3 separate regions of the Homo sapiens genome follow, and regions 1 and 3 are each linked to region 2. Evidence: chromatin loops called from intact Hi-C (ENCODE). Cell type or tissue: endothelial cell of umbilical vein. All regions are shown on one strand. Each heading gives the region's core, and the rest is flanking DNA. Links, peaks and the distances in the headings are about the cores only.

Region 1 (5,712 bases), core at 713-5,712, 98 kb after region 2:
ATTTGTGGGGGGAATCCCTGGCTTGCCCATAGTTCTAGAATCAGGCTGAGAAAATCTCTGTCCTAAGAATTTGCCTCCAGGGTACTAGCTGATGATCCTTGCTCTCCTCTGACCCTAACGTTGCATTATTGAAAATGGTCAGCATCTTCAGGTAGGCTTAGCACGTGACTGGGGGGATGCTGCACAAGGACAGCAGTAATGAGAAGGAAGGGGGCAGGTGGGAAGGAAAAAGGAGGGGCATCCTGGTAAGATTTCACAGGCCAAATGAGCTGGGTTTTTAAAAACCTTAGTGCTTTTCTCTTGTACATGGTGAAACCCAATTACTATGTTGCGTTTGTACAAATATCCCAATGACGCTAACCCGTGTCAGAGAGCTCACCCTCCTCAGTACACCTGGGATCCACGAGAGCCTTGCTGAGGTCAGAGATGAGGTCTAAAGTCTATCCAAGCACTTTATCCTATATCTTTGTTCTGCGTGTTCACCTGTAAAACATTTATTGATTATATGCCAATGGCCAGGGCTCAAGTTCAGGCAAAATGAAAATACTCTATTCCAAAGTAAGTAGGTAGTCTGAGATGTAAATTTTCAAATCGGCTTAAAACTGATAACACGGTTCTTGAATCTCTCACTCACACCCAGGGTCCAAAGGAGTCAGACTGGGGGAGGGTCTTTCTTTGCAGAGAACTATGAAGTGATTCCTACCACCCCTACTGTCTTAGTCCATTTTCTGTTGCTATAACAGAGTACCAGAGACTGGGTAATTTACAGAGAAAAGAAGCTTATTGGGTTCATAGTTCTGGAGTTTGGGAAGCCCAAGGACATGGTGCTGGTCCCTAGCAAGGGACATCTGGTGGCATAATGTGGATGCGAAAGAGACCACAAGAGCAAGCCTAGCTCACTTTTATAATAACGGGCTCTGGCAAGAACTAATTCACTCCCGTAATAAAGCATGAATCCATTCAGAAGGGTAGAACCCTCATGACCCAATCATTCTTAAAGTCTTCATCCCTTAATACTATTACATTGGCAATTAAGTTTCCAGCACATGAACTTCTGGAGGACACATTCACACCATAGCTTACGGGACCACTTGGGGAGATTGAACAGGTGTCAGACCCTTACCTGGAAAGTCTAAGAAAGGAGTCCCCTATCTTGTGAGAGAGATGGACAAAATGCCCTTTCCTCCTTCACCTGTCCAAATCCCGTGTTTCCTTTAAGTTCAGTTAGAACCCTGCTCCCATTTAGGAAGACTTCTCTGATCTTTTTCTAGCACTTCAAGATTCTCACTCTTTGAATTTCTACAGTATTTAACACCTACTTATAAGATGATTTTTTAATTATTCTTTATTCATATCCTCAGTTAGTTTGGAGTCCTCTGGGCCTACTCATATAAGCTGAGTGTTTGTATGTATTTAAAATTCTGTCTTTCTAGAACAGTACAAATCTGCTGTAAAGTAAATTGGGCAAGAGGGAACAGTACCCGTTGGGCCCTGCTTCCCATTTTTATGTTCTTCCAGAAGCAGCAACATAACTCACAGCATAGCCCTTGTCTGAGAGGCAGAGATTGAAGCAGCTTCCACCCACTGGGAGGAGTTTGGATGGCGTGAGGTACTGTGTTGTTAAGGTACCTTCATTAGGAAGGTTGGTCTGGAGAGACCTTTGACAGAATGTATTTGTTTTGCTGGATTGAGAGAATTGAATGTTTATATAGCTTTGGTTAAAATTCCATTTTTGTTGCAGAGAGATTATTGTCTGAAGAAATACTCAAGCACTTGAGTGAGAAGAGGTAGATGCTGACAAGGAGAGAAGGAGTGTATTTTAGTTTCTTATGCTTGTTCAGAACTTGGTCTGTGGTATGGATTTTAAGTCTGATGTCCTTTTTAACTTGGAAGAAAATGTCCTGAAGTCTATTTAGGGGCACATGTTAGTTAGTGTTCTGGTTTGGCTGAGAATTCTGTAGATGTATTCCTATATTCCGTGATGGAATATTATTATTATTTTTTTCGAGATAGAGTCTCACTCTTTCATCCAGGCTGAAGTGCAGTAGCATGATCATGGCTCACTGTAGCCTTGAACTCCCAGGCTCAAGTGACCCTTCCACCTCAACCTCCTGAGTAGCTAGGACTACGGGCATGTGCCACCACCCCCGGCTAATTAAAAAAATTTTTTTTTGTAGAGACTGGGTCTCGCTCTGGTGCCCAGGCTGGTCTTGAATGCTTGGTCTCAAGCAGTCTTTCCACCTCAGCCTCCCAAAATGTTGGGATTACAGATGTGAGTTGCTGTGCCCGCCCTGCTGCATTTCTTTTTTCATCAGTCTAGAGGTTTCTAACCTGGAATTTTCTTTCTTTCTTTTTTTTTTTTTTTTGAGATGGAGTTTCGCTCTTGTTGCCCAGGCTGGAGTGCAGTGGCACGATCTTGGCTCACCGCAACCTCTGCCTCCTGGGCCCAAGCGATTCTCCTGCCTCAGCCTCGGCAGTATCTGGGATTACAGGCATGCGCCACCACGCCCGGCTAATTTTGTATTTTTGGTAGAGACAGGGTTTCACCATGTTGGTCAGGCTGGTCTTGAACTTCCGACCTCAAATGATCCACCCGCCTCGGCCTCCCAAAGTGCTGGGATTATGGGCATGAGCCACCGTACCTGGCTAACCTGGAATTTTCTTAATCCTAAAGAGTGGAGAATGTAATAGAGATTATTAAGCTTTTAAAAAAAAAACAGCTTTGTTGAGATATCATTCATATACCATTCACTTCACCTCCTGAAAGTGTACAAATGAATGGTTTTTAGTATGTTCACAGGTTGTGCAGCCATTACAGCAGTAAATCTTAGAACATTTTCATTACACCCAAAAGAAAACCCCATATCCATTGTAAGGGTTTTTTTTTTTAAATACTCAAAGAAGTTTAACTTTTTTGTTTGTGATAAAGCTGTACAGGCTAATATCAAGGTTTTAAAATTCAGGCTAGGATTGGGAGTTAAATTATTTTTTTAAAGGGAAAATGAACTGATAATAAACAATGTTACATCCAGTCTTTCAAATGAGATGGAAACAAGCATGTACATCTCTGCTTTGCTCCATCCTCATTTATCAACGTAACATCCATTCTGTGATGAGTGGTGGCCAGTGATGATTGGTGGCCAGTGATGGATGCCATATTTCAGGGACTTATTTTGAATTAAATGGGTAATAAACTGACTAATATTTCTGCTCAGTGGGTAGGTGTGCTTTATTCTGTTTGAAATGGGAGAACTTAGTTCAGAGAACTTTTTCCATAGATGCATGATCCTTTTTGGTACATACTCGAATTAGGCTGTTGTGCAGCTAATTCAGCTTTGCTGTATTTCTTTTGAAGTAAGCATCCTGATTTAATGGCTTTTCCAAGGACTGCCTTTAGTGTGGCCTTGCTAACCTGATAGATGTCACTTTACTCAACATAGGTTGTAGCTCAGCCTGGGCTTTAGAAGTTTGGGATTGAAAATGAGACTGTAAGATCCCAGTTGGCCCAAGGAAGGCGAGTCCGTTTACTCATGATTCATCTTGAGGAAGAAGAGATGCTGAGACAGCTGGCACCTGGCGTTATTCCAGGGGCCACATTACTTTCCGCCAGCCATGGCTTCCAGGTGTTAGATCCTTTCATGAATACCAGGAAAGCAGTGATCTATTAATAACTTTACCCCAGCTACAGTTCATGCTTCTAGAGTTACCATTGTGTGGATTTCCAGAACTTCTTTTCCTTTGACACTTATCTTTATCATTGTGGAATTATGCCCATGGGCCACCCAGCTCTCACACACCCAAAGCCACGGACTCTAGGAAGACACTCAGTTTGGCGGTTAATCCCTTCCCTTGGGAACTTTTGGAATTATCACTTTATTTATCTAATCCTCTTCAAATAAGAGTTTGTATACTTTTCACTGCATGCTTAAAAAAAAAAAAGAAAAGCCAAAGACAAATACACAGAAAAACTAACACAACACCCACGAAACCCCCATGACCTCAAACAAAAATCTTACCCACTGTTGCCTAAGACTTTGTGCTCTCTGAATATGTGAACGAAGGAATGCTTTGAGTGGCTCTGCTGTGGGGAACTGCACAGTTTTGGGTTATCCAATATATGGCCTTCTTTTCTCCCTTTCCTGCTGGACTGATTTGTCCTGTTTCCTTAGTTATTAGTACTTCCACAAGAAGGGGGAAGGAATTAAATTTGAAGGGCGATTCCCACCTTTTTTTTTTTTTGAGATGGAGTCTCACTCTGTCGCCCAGGGTGGAGTGCAGTGGCGCGATATCGGCTCACTGCAAGCTCCGCCTCCCGGGTTCACGCCATTCTCCTGCCTTAGCCTCCCGAGTGGCTGGGACTACAGGCGCCCGCCATCACGCCCGGCTAATTTTTTGTATTTTTAGCAGAGACGGGGTTTCACCGTGTTAGCCAGGATGATCTCGATTTCCTGACCTTGTGTTCCGCCGGCCTCGGCCTCCCAAAGTGCTGGGATTACAGGCGTGAGCCACCGTGCCCGGCCGGCGATTTCCACTTTCTAGCAACAGTTGGCGTAGAAACCCTGGCCCAGCCAGCGACAGTTAGCCAGCGACAGTTGGGGAATATCTGTTTATCGTTATTTCTACTTTGATTCCTCAAAAGGTGATTCTGTTTTGACGTGAAAAAAACAACCCAACTTTGGTTTATGAACCAGCCCAACTCTGACAAGTGTGTTCCTGTTCCGCCTACATCAGTTCTAGGTTCTCTAACTTCAGTGTGCAGAAGATTCAACCAAGGAAGTTCCTGGGCTCTACCCCTTGAGATTCAGTTTTAATAGGACAGGGGCTAAAAGATTGCATTTAGTCCCCAGGTCCTTCTGATGTGGATTAACTAGGGGCTGACTTTGAGAAACACTGCCCTGGAATGTGCACTTGCTATTCAGGTACCAGCCCAGCCTTTTCTGTGACTAAATGCTTGGCAGTTAACAATGTATAATTATGGTGTGTGTCGTTTCCAAGGCAACATGCATCTGTCACTCCCGCTGAGGCTGGGAAGATTGAAAGGGGCCATGGAGAGGCTGCAGTCACAATGAGGCCTCCAGATTCATGTCATCAAAGTGCTTCATGATGACTGGATTTTCACACCATTTATCCAAGGGCCCTAGTCAATGGCAGCAGCAAGAATGAAAGTAGACACATTGGAAGCTAGAGAGTCACTGGGTGACTTTTGGAGGTAGCAACAAGCTCATGAAGAAGGCATTCAGTGGCTTGCACTCCCCACCCATCCTCTCAAGTCAGTTTTGTTTAGAATAATTAGGATGTGGGGGAATGTGAGAGGACCTGGCAAGGCTTCTGAAAACAGTGGTTAACTGTGGTAAACGTGTGCCTGCTATTCCTCAGTTCTCCTCTGGGATGGTGCTGTTAAAGGTCACCTGTTCTCACTTGCAGTGGGCTTGACGTGACATTTATTTAGCACTTACTATGTGATGGAAACTTTCACATAGATTATCTTGCCTTTTTGACCTAAGTGTATTTTCATTTTTTTTTAGCTACATGCGAAGTTTTCACATCTTGTACATTTCCAAATTTAATGAAAAAGGTAGAGTCTGTACATGTTTGCTGGGCACAGTGGCTCATGCCTGTAATCCCAGCTTTTAGGGAGGGAGAGGCCAGAGGATAGCTTGAGCCCAGGAATTCGTGACCTGCCTGGGCAATATAGTGAGACCCCATTCGCCA
Region 2 (6,474 bases), core at 846-5,845:
AGGTATTGCTTAAATGTCATCCTTTTTTAGTGAGGCTTCCCTGAAGACCTTTACATCCCCCTTACATGCTCCCTCCCTCATTTCTGCTTGACTGTTCTCCACAGCACATACCTTCATTCAATATACTATACATTTTACTTATTGTAGTGGTTTTATGCCTCCCTTTTAGAATATAAATACCATAAGTAGGGAATTATCACCTGTTTTGTTCATTCCTGTATCCTTAGACCCTAGAATAGGAAATTCATAGTAAGCACTCAATCTGTTGAATAAATAAATGAAATCAATGAATTAAAAGAAAAAGTAGGTCATTTTTAGGAGCACATATCATAGGCAACCTCTTCACCTAAGGCTGACCCAGAACAGAGGCTGGCACTCCTGTGGGTCACATGTTCCCACTAGTTTGGGAAAAAGTGTTTGCTATCTCAGCATCATGCTCCCCTCATCTGCCACCCTCACAAGGAAGATCACTACCATTGGGCAGCCAGCCATTGTTCTAGTTGCCTACGATGCTACCTGCTCTTCTTGTCTTTACTCTGTTTGTACAAAGCCTACACTCCCTGGAAATTTCACTCACGGCTAGTTCTGTGTTAACTTTGCTTACTCCATTTGTGGAAGTGGTCCAGCTCTCTTCCCAGCCATGGATAGAACAGCTGGTGGGGACAGCTTAAACAAAGTCAGGTGCTAACTGCTTCCCGCCCAGTAGCTGGTGTTCAAAGACTTAGCTCAGCCCTTGGCCCCAAGACTCTGCTGTGCAATTTGCACACCTCCCTCAAGAGGCTTGGGAGAGAAATACAGTCCCCATAGCCATCCCCTTAGAGACAGACTGAGAGCCGAAATTCCCTTCTTGCAAAAGAATTTGGGGACAGTCCTGGCCCCATCAGCTGAACAGACAGTTTGGTTTTATAAAACAACTTGGGGGAAAACTAGATAACTCTTATTTTTTGATTTCCTGGGAAAATAATGTGATTATTTTGTGTATAAGTGTTTTTAATTTGACTTTTTAAACTATTAAAATATTATTGCATGCCCCTGTAGTCCCAGTTGCTCGGGAGACTGAGGTGGGAAGACCACTTAAGCCCCAGAGGTCGAGGCTGCAGTGAGCCATGATCATGCCACTGCACTCCAGCCTGGGCAAGACAGAGACAGGCTCTGCCTTGAAAAAAAATGCTCTAAGCAGAAATGGGCAAGGGGAAGCTTTCCACCCAGTATTTGATGAGAATCACTAATCTAGCAGTCCTCCTGTTGTTGGATACTTGAGCTGCCTCTAATGGCTCACCAATATAAATAAGGCAACAACAAACATCTTCAAATATATAGTTTTTTATCTTTGGAATTCCTTCTTGAACTTGACCCTTCTACCTGTTGGTTTTAGCTAGTATACACCCAGCATCTGGTAGAAAACACTTTTATGTTATATTAGGCTGAAAACCTGGGAATCCTATGATTTGTGTGGGCCACACCCTTGTTTCTGTAAGAACTGTTGTGTTTTCACAGGAAATGTTAGTAATACAAGTGGTGTTAAGCAGTGAATAGATGTTCATTTACTAAAACAGGAAGAACCAAAGTAGTGTTGAGAGGCAGAATCCAGACAACAGGAAACAGTCACAAGATGCAGAAGGTTCTGTGAGTTCTGAGGGTCTGTGCAAATTTGACTCTGTAATAAGGTAGATGGGCAAAAAGTGGAAATATCAGGTCTGAGACATGAATGCAAGAAAGATCCTGTGGACAAAGAGTCTAGTATAGTGATTAACAAATATGGGTTCGGAGTCACACATATGTTCAATTTCCAGTTCTACAGATTAGGTGTGTGACCTTGAAAAAGTCGCCTAAACTCTCCAAGCCTTGGTTTCTTATCTCTAAAATGGAAATTGTAAATGATACTACATTGACAGGGCTCTTATGCCCTCAAACTTCCCTTCGGGCTTGGCCAATACAGAGCCCCAGCTGATGAGAGGAAGGAAAGAGAAGGAGGTCAAAGTATATATTCTATAAGGTACCTCCTTGTGAGGTTGTGGCTGTGTCCCTCAACAAGAAAGCAGCACTCCTTTTCAAGTGGCGTGCTCTACAATACTCCTTTTCCCTTCAGGTTTCAACAACCTCTTCTTCTCCTTATCTCTTTGGCCCTAGAGATAGCATCTTAGTTCATCTTCTGTAATTTATAACAGAATACCTGGAACTGGGTAATTTATAAGAAACAGTTTATTTCTCATAGCTTAGGGAAGTCCAAGGTTGAGAGGGCCATCTGGTGAGAACCTTCTTTCTGGTGGGGACTCTCCGCAAAGTCCCAAGGTGGTGCAGGGCATCATATAGTTGGGGGGCTGAGTGGGTGAACTCAGGTCTCTCTTCCTCTCCTTATAAAGCTCACTCCATGACAACCCATTAATCTCTGAATGGATTTATCCATTCAGGAGGGGAGAGCCCTTAGGACCCTTAAAGGTCTCATCTGTCAATAATGACACATTGGGGATTAAATTTCAACTTGAATGTTGGAGGAGACAATTATCAAAACCACAGCAGATGGTAACCACTCTGAAGTCCCCTGTGGTTCCCCTATTCTCCCCCATCTTTGTAATTTAGCTCTTAGTAAATCAACCCTGCTCAAATTATTCTACTTTGAGTGTGCTGTCTGATTTCCATTGGGACCCACACCAATACAGTATCCTTCCCCTGCTGTTTTATCTATTACATTCCTTAGGCCCTCTGGCTTCCAGATGGATTCAGTCAATAAGGACCCTGGATGGTGGAAGGTGGGGACTTGCAGGCATGTCTGTTTTCAGTGATGTCTCCTGTGGTTCCAGCTTTGAACAGTGACTGGCCCCTGGGCTTCAATAACACAGCCCGTTCCCTTTTGCTCTCTGCTGTTGCTGATCTCAGCTGCCTCACCATTGCTGTCTGGGTTCTCTCCTCTTCCTTCACCTGCATAACCAATTCCCTGGATTAAATTTCCTTTGGTTAAAATACTTAGAAGAAGTTTGGTTGCCTTGGTTGGACCCTGACTGATATATTCTCTAAGTCGCAGTTTCCTCATCTGTAAAACAAATCTAACAAATAATACCTATCACCAAAGGATAATGTGAGAATATTAATGTAGGAAAAACCCATGATAACTGCTCAATAGATATTAACCATTAGTAGTCTTTTCAGAGCTTCTGGTGGTCCTTGGGATAAAGTCCATCCTCTGTAATATGATTTATAAAATATGGCTCCTGGTGGGGTGTGGTGGCTCATGCCTGTAATCCCAGCACTTTGGGAGACCGAGGCAGGTGGATCACCTGAGGCCAGGAGTTCAAGACCAGCCTGGCCAACATGGTGAAATCCCGTCTCTACTGAAAATACAAAAATTAGCCGAGCATGGTGGTGCACACCTGTAGTCCCAGCTACTTAGGAGGCTGAGACAGGAAAATCTCTTGAACGTGGGAGGCAGAGGTTGCAGTGAGCTGAGATCACACCACTGCACTCCAGCCTGGGCACTGGGCAACAGAATGAGACTCTGTCTTAAAAAAAAAAAAAAAATTCTGGCTTCTGGTTTCCCTTCCAGTCTCATGTCTCCCTCTCTGTCTCATACAGATTCCCCAGCCCTATATAAAGTCTTTCACTGTTCCCTCTACTAACTCTGGCATAATACCTATTCCACTTTATTATAATTACTTATCTCCATCCATCTTCTCTGCTAAAGCTGTGGGGTCCCCAGAACTTGTTCATAGCTTACTCACACTAAATCCTCAGTAAATGTATACAAATAGAAGGAAGGAAAAAGGAAAGGGGAGGAAACAAGAGAGGGACAGGTAGTAGTAAGAAGTACAATGACCTAGAGATCCTGGCAAAATAGTGGGTCAACAATCTAGACCAGTGAGTCAGGGGTAAAGGCATAGACAAAAGCTACTTGTTGCTAGGAGGCAATGGGTCAGAAATCTAGATGGAAAACAGTACAAGGCTGTACAAACAAAGGAACCAAAGGTAAACATGAAACAGAAGTTTCCAGCCCCACCAGGAGCTCTTATTCACCTCCTGCTGACTCGGGAAGCTGTTCCACCATCCATCACGCAAGGTAAGAAAGGCGAATGGCAGCACCTGGCTGGAAAAGGAGTGAGGGGAAGTATGGGTGGCTGATTGTGACGGAAACACAAGGCTGTACAGCACTGGCCATGTTCCTTGAGTCAAAATGATCCAGGTGGCTTTCAAAAATCTTAGTACATGAGAAATACCCCATGGCCCACTCTCTTATTTCCCCTTTCACCATGGAAACTCGCCAAGCTGAGTTTCTTGACTGGGCTACCTGCACGACCAAACCAAACAGGCACCTAATCTCTAATCTTACTGCTGGGCTCTGTCTCAGACCAGATGAGCAGAGTTCAGGCTGGATATCCCACAGGAGGAAGGCTGAATACCCCTCTCCTCACCAAAGTTGGTTAAGGTCTGGGTGAGTTATGTCTCATGTTCCTGTTGTGAAATGGAATGAACAAACAGGGGATGTGATTCATGTCTGTAGACACGTAGTATTCCTGAGAGCTAATCAGGAAATGCCATTTCATGTCTGGTCTTATAAAGCCTCTTCAAAAATTTGATAGAGGCTAAAGGGGAGCAATCATTTTAAAGTGAGCTCTTGTTATCTCTTCAACCACCTACGCCACACGCCCACCACTAAGTTCTGAGAAAACTTTACACCCCCCTCTTCTTCCTCTGCCCTAGTCCCTCTCCCCAACCCGTACCGCCAACACACACACCTGCATACACATGCACATGCAAATTGTTTGAAAGAAACATCATATGGCCAGGTACGGCGGCTCACGCCTGCAATCTCAGGACTTTGGATGGCTGAGGCGGAAGGATCTCTTGAACCGGCCATAGTGGCTCATACCTGTGGTCCCAGCCACTCAGGAGGCTGAAGTGGGAGGATAGCTTGAGCCTGGGAATTCCAGGCTGGGTGAGCCGAGATCGCGCCATTGGCCTCCAGATCAAGTGACAGAGCCAGACCCCGTCTCAAAAAAAAAAAAAAGAAAGGAAACATCATACAACATGAGGCATACTTTACACTGAAGTAAGTTGTTGTTTTCAAGGCAAAATGAGTTTCCCTTAATTTATAGGAAATAAAAAGAAATATTTAAAAGACTAGTAAGAACAAATAAATCCAGTTCTCAGCTGGTGATCGATAAATAAGAAAAAGAAAGACAGATAAGGAGAAGATTCACCTATAAATTAAGTGCATTTAACAACTTAAATTATTACTTCCCCCAAAGGAAATGAAAATGGACCCTCTGATCAGAGAGATAAAGTATGTTTTATTTTAGTTTTTTAATTAATTTTGCAGGGAGACACCTAAATTTACCAAAAAAGGGAGCTAATATCAGGGAAATACAAGATCTTAATGGAAAGATTATGGAATTCACAAGTTACTGGTGGCAACAGTTTGGACACAATTAGACATCTTAACGATAATGAAAGTATATAGTTTAATGAATCTATGTCAAGGGAAGCCTTGAGTATAAAACCTTTACAGGGTCCGACGAGATGAGGACTTTTGCTCAATGAGTAAATAGTGTTTGACCAGTTGATTAGTAAGGATGTGTTTTTGAATTCCTCGAGATTTAACAAGATGACAAATCGGACTTGTTTAGATTTCTTTTTCGGGCTAGCAAGAACACTTTGACACACTAAGTAGGAGGAGTCCCCTCAACCCTCTGTGAGACTCCTAAGCCCACTAACCCTGAAGTCACACACAGCTCAAGACACACAGAGGGGGCCTCTAAGCTGAGAGACGTTTATTCAAAGACTTCTCTGATCTATCAGAACTGGTGATCTAGGAGCTTTTTGTAAAGCTAGGTATTCTTCCTCTCCAGAAAACAAAAGCAAAAACAAAACACTTTGCTTCTCTATCAGAGGGATCCTTTTCATTTCTTTTCGGGGAAGTCTTCTTTCACGTTTAAATGAGCTCAATTTATAGATGACTCTTCTCCCTGTCTGTTCTCCTTGTCCCCTTTATCAAGCATGGTGAAAACTGTGGAGTCATCCTTGTCTCATCTGCTCTGACTAATTTGTTTACCATATCTGGCCAGTTCTTCTTTTGAAGGGTGGCTGCAATTTTCTCTTTCTTATCTCAGTTGTTGTTGCTTTGCATTAGCATGTTTTCATAGCCTCTCCTCCTCTCAGTCCCTTCCCTTCCTCCTGAAATCTAAACCTTTCTGACACTCTTTCATCTGGCACTGCCCCCTCACAACTGTTATGAGTTCCTTTTTCTCCCACATTGAGTCTGAATTCCTCTCTATGGCTTTCAAAGACTTTCTTATTCTTCCTCAACCCTCTTCATTATCTGCTACTCCCTAGTGCTCCCTTCTCTAGTGAGGTCAATATTCTCTTCCACTTACTGGGCTTGTTTCTCTTCTTCCTTCTCTTTACCCATCAATTGCCCTGTCCATTGGCTTATTTTTTTTTTTTTTTTTGAGAAAGGGTCTTGCTCTGTCACCCAGGGCAGAG
Region 3 (5,712 bases), core at 713-5,712, 130 kb after region 2:
TGGAAGGATCAATGACTCTAGCCATCAAAGTGGACAAGGGAAGGGAACCTCACTTGCAGTTCCTCGGTCTACCTGCCCACCTCAGCTTCAGGGCCTTTTGATATGGTGGGCTAGAGGAGGTCCAAATGCTGGTGGGATCTCAACCTCACCTGGTGTCCAGGTGCTTGACACCATCCCAAGAAGGAATTCATGAGTCAGAAAATTGTAGAAGTATGGAGATTTATTGCAAAGGGAAAAGTACACCCTCAAGGGGCAAGGGGAGCGTGGGCATACTCAGGAGAGTTGTGCGTGTGAGGGGGTTTGGGGCTGCTACCTTTATGGGCTTCATTCACCAAGGTGGGGAATATTCATGAAAATTCCTGGAAGGTGGTGGAGATTTCTTGGAACTGTGGTGTCACCGTTTTTATACCAAATGTGGGTGTTCCTGAAACTATCATGGCACTCGTGGGGGAGTTGATTAAGTATGCTAATGAGTGCATAATGAGGTTCTAAGAGGAACCTAGGTCAGATCCAGCATCATTTTGGGTCCAGTTGGTCTTAGCCAGCTTGGTCCACGCCCCAGTATTTCAGGGTCTTATCAGTCCCTAGCTTCTGCAGGTAATTTCAACAGTTTCTTTTTACTAGTCATGTGAAACTCCTGCCTGGAATTTTCTGTTCTCCTGAACCACTCTGTATTATTCCTGTCTCGCTTTGACTTGGTGTTCCCTGCCCCAAAAGGCTCTTTGCCTGGTCTCTGCACAGTTGCTACCTAAAAAGTCTTTTCCTGACACCTCCCACCCCTCGAGTAAAATCACACATTCTTCTGGCTTCCTATTCTTTCATTTTAACTTTTTAAATACTTCTCACCCTTCATGTGTTACCTGTTTGTTCATGATGTATTTGTTTGTGAACTGTCTTCTCCCTAGAGCAGTACCCTATCAGGACTTAGGCTCTGGGGATTTCACTGCTCATTCTCCAGCCTGGCACATAAGAGGTGGTCAGTAAAACTGTCGAATGAATGAGTGAATGAGTGAATCACAGTTAACCTCAGTTATAAAGATGTAATCATCAGTCTTCCCAAAATTCTTACAATACTGGACACTTTAAAGGAAATGAGGCTTTTTTAAAAAAAGAAAAAGCATTTCCTGGCAGGAATTTATGTATTTGTATGCAATATGTGGGTAGTTACAGTACAGTGCAAGAAAAACAACCATATTTCCTGTCCTCTAGGAATTTGAAATCTGTAAAGAACTCTAACATTGGAAATGCCTGATAACATACATCTGCAGTTATTTGTGGCAAAAGACAAGGCAAATAGGCAAATATTCGGTATTATAAAAAATGCACAGATTTCAAAGGACAAGTATAGGTGGATTTACATGCCTACATCTTTTGAGGTGAGTGGAAATTTGTACATGATAATCTAGGTGAGGCTGAGGCTCCCTGGCTGTGACAGTTCCCTTTGGGCTATTCCCCTGTACCTCCTGGGTCAGCTGATCTGCCTCCATCCAGAAAAGATGCTGAGGAAAGTCAGGAGTGGTCAGTAGCTTTTGTCATGTGGGTAGCTAATTACAAGTTTTGGGTTAATTTTTTTTTTTTTTAATTGAGACAGAGTCTCGCTTTTGTTGCCCAGGCTGGAGTGCAGTGGTGCAATCTCGGCTCACTGAAACCTCCACCTCCTGGGTTCAAGTGATTCTCCTGCCACGGCCTCCCAAGTAGCTGAGCCTACAGGTGCGTGCCACCATGCCTGGTTAATTTTTGTATTTTTAGTAGAGACAGGGTTTCGCCATGTTGGTCAGGTTGGTCTTGAACTTATGACCTCAAGCGATTCACCCACCTCAGCCTCCCAAAGTGTTGGGATTACAGGTGTGAGCCACTGCGCCCGGTCAAGTTTTGGGTTAATTTCTCAAAATGTCTTCTCTCGCACGTTTCTTATCTTTTCACTCTTTTCTCCTGCTTTCTAGGTCTTTCTTCTTTGAGAGGAAAGGGAGAGACCCTGGTTAGGCCAGAAATCCATGGAGAAGAGTTTTCTTCCTCTTCTGCCTTCCACTGTGGTTGGTAGATTTTCAAGATTTTAGTGGAGATTGATGGAGGATCCTGCAGGCTGCAGCCTCATCCCCCTCACAATGTATTTTTTGTAATAGGTGAAATGCTGCTTCTTTATTATGGTCAGGAGAAATGTTCTCTCACTGCTGGTGGCCAGTATATAAATCTTAACTTGTATGTTTATATATTCAGCATTATGTATGTGTATGTGCGCATGTGTGTGTGTTTGTGTGTAATGGATTTTAGTTGTGCATTTAGTAGGATAAAACACATGCATTTCTTTCATTTATGACTTATACTGTGACTAATTGTGGTTCATTTTAAGACTATTTATTTTAAAGAGTTACCGCAAAAAAGTCTTTGAATTGTTGGCATGCTAAAGTTAATGATAATAAGAATCAAGATTTTGAAAAGCACACTTCTTAATTTCTTCTTTCCTCATTTAACCAGAGCTGAACAGCTTACAAGTAGAAATCATGGGTTTTGGTATATAGAAATATAGGCTTAAAAATATGGATGCAATTTTAATACAATGCAGTTTTATGAGGCGGAATATCTTAGTTGTTTGACCCTAACCGACTTCATTAGGATGTTGTAATTCCCCTCCTTTAACTTGCCCATTTTGGGCGGGGGGGAATCCTTGTGGAATGCAGTGATTCAAGAGCTTAAGGACAGCAAGAGAGCAGGGGTAGGGATGGTTACAAGGTAAGACGTGTAGTCCCTGAGCAAGGCCTCCTTAAGGATGTGAATTCTGATTACTGCAACTGAAGAAGACAGATGTGGGAAGAGAGTGCAAATCCCAGTCACCCCACCCATGCCCGTCTTTTGCTGGCTGAGGGGTGGCTCTGTGTCTTTTGCTCCACATCCCCTGTGAATGTGAGGGCAAAGAACTCTGCTGAAGTTGTTGGTCTTTTGTCAGAAGAAGGCTTTAAGTACTGGCATTCTTTCCTCATGAGCACAGATCCGGCTCCTGTTTCTCAGGGAGGGCAGTGAACTTGCTCTACATTCCTCATGGGTAATGAAGTTGTTCCCAAGCCTGTCACCACCACATCCTTCCAACCCTGCTCTTAAGCTTCTTTTTCAGAGGGAAGCAGAATGTTTACTCAGTAGGACATCCTAAAGGACAGAGGCAAGGCAAGGAGAGGATGGAGAAAAGCTCATTCTCTTTTGACCACAATCACTGTCACTGGCTGCAGGGTGTGGAAAATGGGAAGGCACAGTATATCATCATTTCCTCAGGACGGAATGCTGGCCAGTGCCCGATGGGAACAACAGCTAGCAAATTAGTGAATTGTGGCTGCCCATTATTTAAGAGAGAACACGTGGTAACCACCTTCAGTAAATAAATGCAGATGAATTTGGTGATTTACAACTCTTGTGTTTTCTTGTGGTAACACAGTTGTCCAACTGATCAGGCATGAATGTTAATTTACACACCATAAGGTACGTGGTTAGTGGTTCTCAACATTTTTAAACATGAGAAACCTGTTCTAACATACACAGAGTTCACAGATCTTTAAGAACTTTTAGCTGTTCTGTTATCTGTTGGTTGAGAAGACACATAATGGTGAGATCAAAATGTATTAAGTGGATTTGAATTACAATTATCATGGAACTTACTATATTTGAAAACTGTGTGTATGTAGCATATTACACACAATGGTGCTCAGGGATTCAGGATCTTTTCTCGTCCCCACCAAACTGAGGACCCTCCTCTGCCCTCCCCCGTTCTCAGTTCAGGGCCAAAGCCCCCAGGTTGGGATCTACTGGGAGAATCAAAAGATTGTGAATTTTGGGTCAGGCAGAGAGGGGATCAAATTTCAACTCTACCACATCCTGTATGATCTTGGGTAAGTTACTAAACCTTGCTGTGCCCCAGCTTCCTCGTCTTTAAAATGGAGATCAGTTCCTATGAAGACTTAACCTCCTAGGGGTTTTGGAGGAATTGAAGTTTTGTTGTACCATGAATAGTGCCTGCGCAGGAAAGGTGGCACTTAAAATTTTTTCCCCACTTCTTGCCTACTCTCCCCACCTCCAGGACAGATTCAAGACCAGTAATGCACAAGATGAAAATCAATAAGTTAATTCTTTCTGCCTCTGAGCATTCATTTAGCCGGTACTGTATGTTCTAGTTAGTAGAGCTATTTGACAAATGACTACTACTTTTAGTGGCGTAAAACAAATCTTTATTACACTCACCAATTCTCTGGACAGGGTACAACAGGGACAGCTCGTCTCTGATCCGTGTTGTGGAACTTCAGCTGGGCAGACTGAAAGGATGGGGGCTAATTACCTGGTGGCTCATTCCCTCAGCATCTGACGGATAATGCTGGCTGTCACCTAAGACCTTAACTGAGGCTTTTGGCCAGAACGCTGGTGCCCCATTGGCCCTGGCTTTCTCACAGCATGGTGGCTGGGTTCCAAAAGGAAACATCCTGAGAGAGCTAAACGGAAACCTCATCCATCCCCTGTCATGGTCTAGCCTTGGAAATCATACAGCATCGCTTCTGCCACCTTCCATCCATTGAGATTGTCACAACATCCCGCTCATATTCAAAGGGAGGAGAAATAGATTATGCCTCTTGATGCAAGGTGGTTCTGGAGAGTATATGGGAACAGAAATCTTACCGCACCCTTTGTGGAAAATCTCTGCCACGGTATGTGAGCAGTTTGTAAATTTATAGAAAGGGACTCCTTGAATGTCCTTGCACTGCTCTTCCCTGAGTTACCGTGGTTGCACGCTGGACTAAAAGCTAAGACCTTAACACAAAGACCTGAAATATAGTATCTGAACTCTGTCCCAGGGCACGTGTCACCTTCTAGCTTTGAACTGGAGCCTGGGTTTTCATCTAAAAGCTGGCTTTTAGATGTCTGGTCAATGGCATGTCAGTAACTGAACTCTGCGCTATATGCTAGGTGGTAATATCAAGGTGTAAGACGCACCAGCGAAGCCAAGGGCTGACTTTCTTTCCAATTCAAAGATATTTTTTGTGGTAACTCTTTAAAATAAAGTCTTAAAATCAGCCCTAACCTGATTTTATTTCTGGACAAGAGCCATATTACCTGTACCCCACTTTGTCTCCATTACTAAAAGTTCACCAATTACATTGTCTTCCTAAGATTTAAAAAAAAATTTAAATAATTATAGAAAAAGTTGTAGTGTTTGGAAAGCTACCTTAGAAGGAGAAGAATTGGCCTCTAGTTAGGAATGAGAATTCTTCCTTATGATATTATGACAGTTACTTTCCCCAGTAAATATTTATTTCTTCTCAGAGCTTATTTGCAAGTGAGATATACTTAAAGCTAAACAAACGATTAGCTCACAAAGTGTTAAACCAAAAAGAAGTTTCGCAGAAAAAGAATGGACACATAATTTTAAAAATGTATATGTATCATATAGTTTGATTATGTGTAAACCAAAAATTTAAGGGAGGATGATGGGTTGTTTATCATTTATATGGAGTCAAGTTAGTCTATAAAATGTTCAATCGCTTCCAGACTCTGAAAGTCATTCTATGACCCTGTCTCAGATTTTTTTTTTTTTTTTTTTTTTTTTTTGAGATGGAGTCTCGCTCTGTCGCCCAGGCTGGAGTGCAGTGGCGCAATCTCGGCTCACTGGAAGCTCCACCTCCCGGGTTCATGCCATTCTCCTGCCTCAGCCTCCCGAGTAGCTGGGACTATAGGCGC

The links. Hi-C counts contacts between places; a loop is a spot of excess contacts. Peaks named below come from ENCODE experiments on the same cell type or tissue, not always from the same donor. Only the 100,000 strongest peaks of a DNase experiment are listed, where the experiment ranks them.
Region 1: it touches region 2 in a loop (8-fold over the local background); 3 of 110 quality-filtered maps call a loop at or near these places.
Region 3: a loop joins it to region 2, with 7 times the contacts of the local background. A loop is called at or near these places in 4 of 110 quality-filtered maps.

Annotation. Positions count from the first base shown.
Region 1 is chr5:34,679,507-34,685,218 of GRCh38, forward strand. All of the region lies in intron 1 of RAI14 (retinoic acid induced 14), which reads left to right. Among named protein-coding and RNA genes, the nearest start is that of RAI14, 26 kb to the left of the region's middle. In endothelial cell of umbilical vein, for the core only: no CTCF peak of the experiment used is centred there; DNase peaks (open chromatin) are centred at 3,595 and 4,995; H3K27ac peaks cover 3,415 bases.
Region 2 is chr5:34,581,836-34,588,309 of GRCh38, forward strand. LOC105374721 (a long non-coding RNA gene) reads left to right here and starts at 4,003. Exons shown (of 3, transcript XR_925916.3): 1 at 4,003-4,051. In endothelial cell of umbilical vein, for the core only: no CTCF peak of the experiment used is centred there; DNase peaks (open chromatin) are centred at 1,546, 3,816, 4,466, 4,886 and 1 weaker place; H3K27ac peaks cover 5,000 bases.
Region 3 is chr5:34,714,846-34,720,557 of GRCh38, forward strand. The region is part of intron 2 of RAI14 (retinoic acid induced 14); the gene reads left to right. It overlaps LOC124900960 (a long non-coding RNA gene), which reads left to right. Exons shown (of 3, transcript XR_007058730.1): 2 at 1-1,376; 3 at 1,944-5,712. Among named protein-coding and RNA genes, the nearest start is that of RAI14, 61 kb to the left of the region's middle. In endothelial cell of umbilical vein, for the core only: no CTCF peak of the experiment used is centred there; DNase peaks (open chromatin) are centred at 1,056 and 3,026; H3K27ac peaks cover 4,255 bases.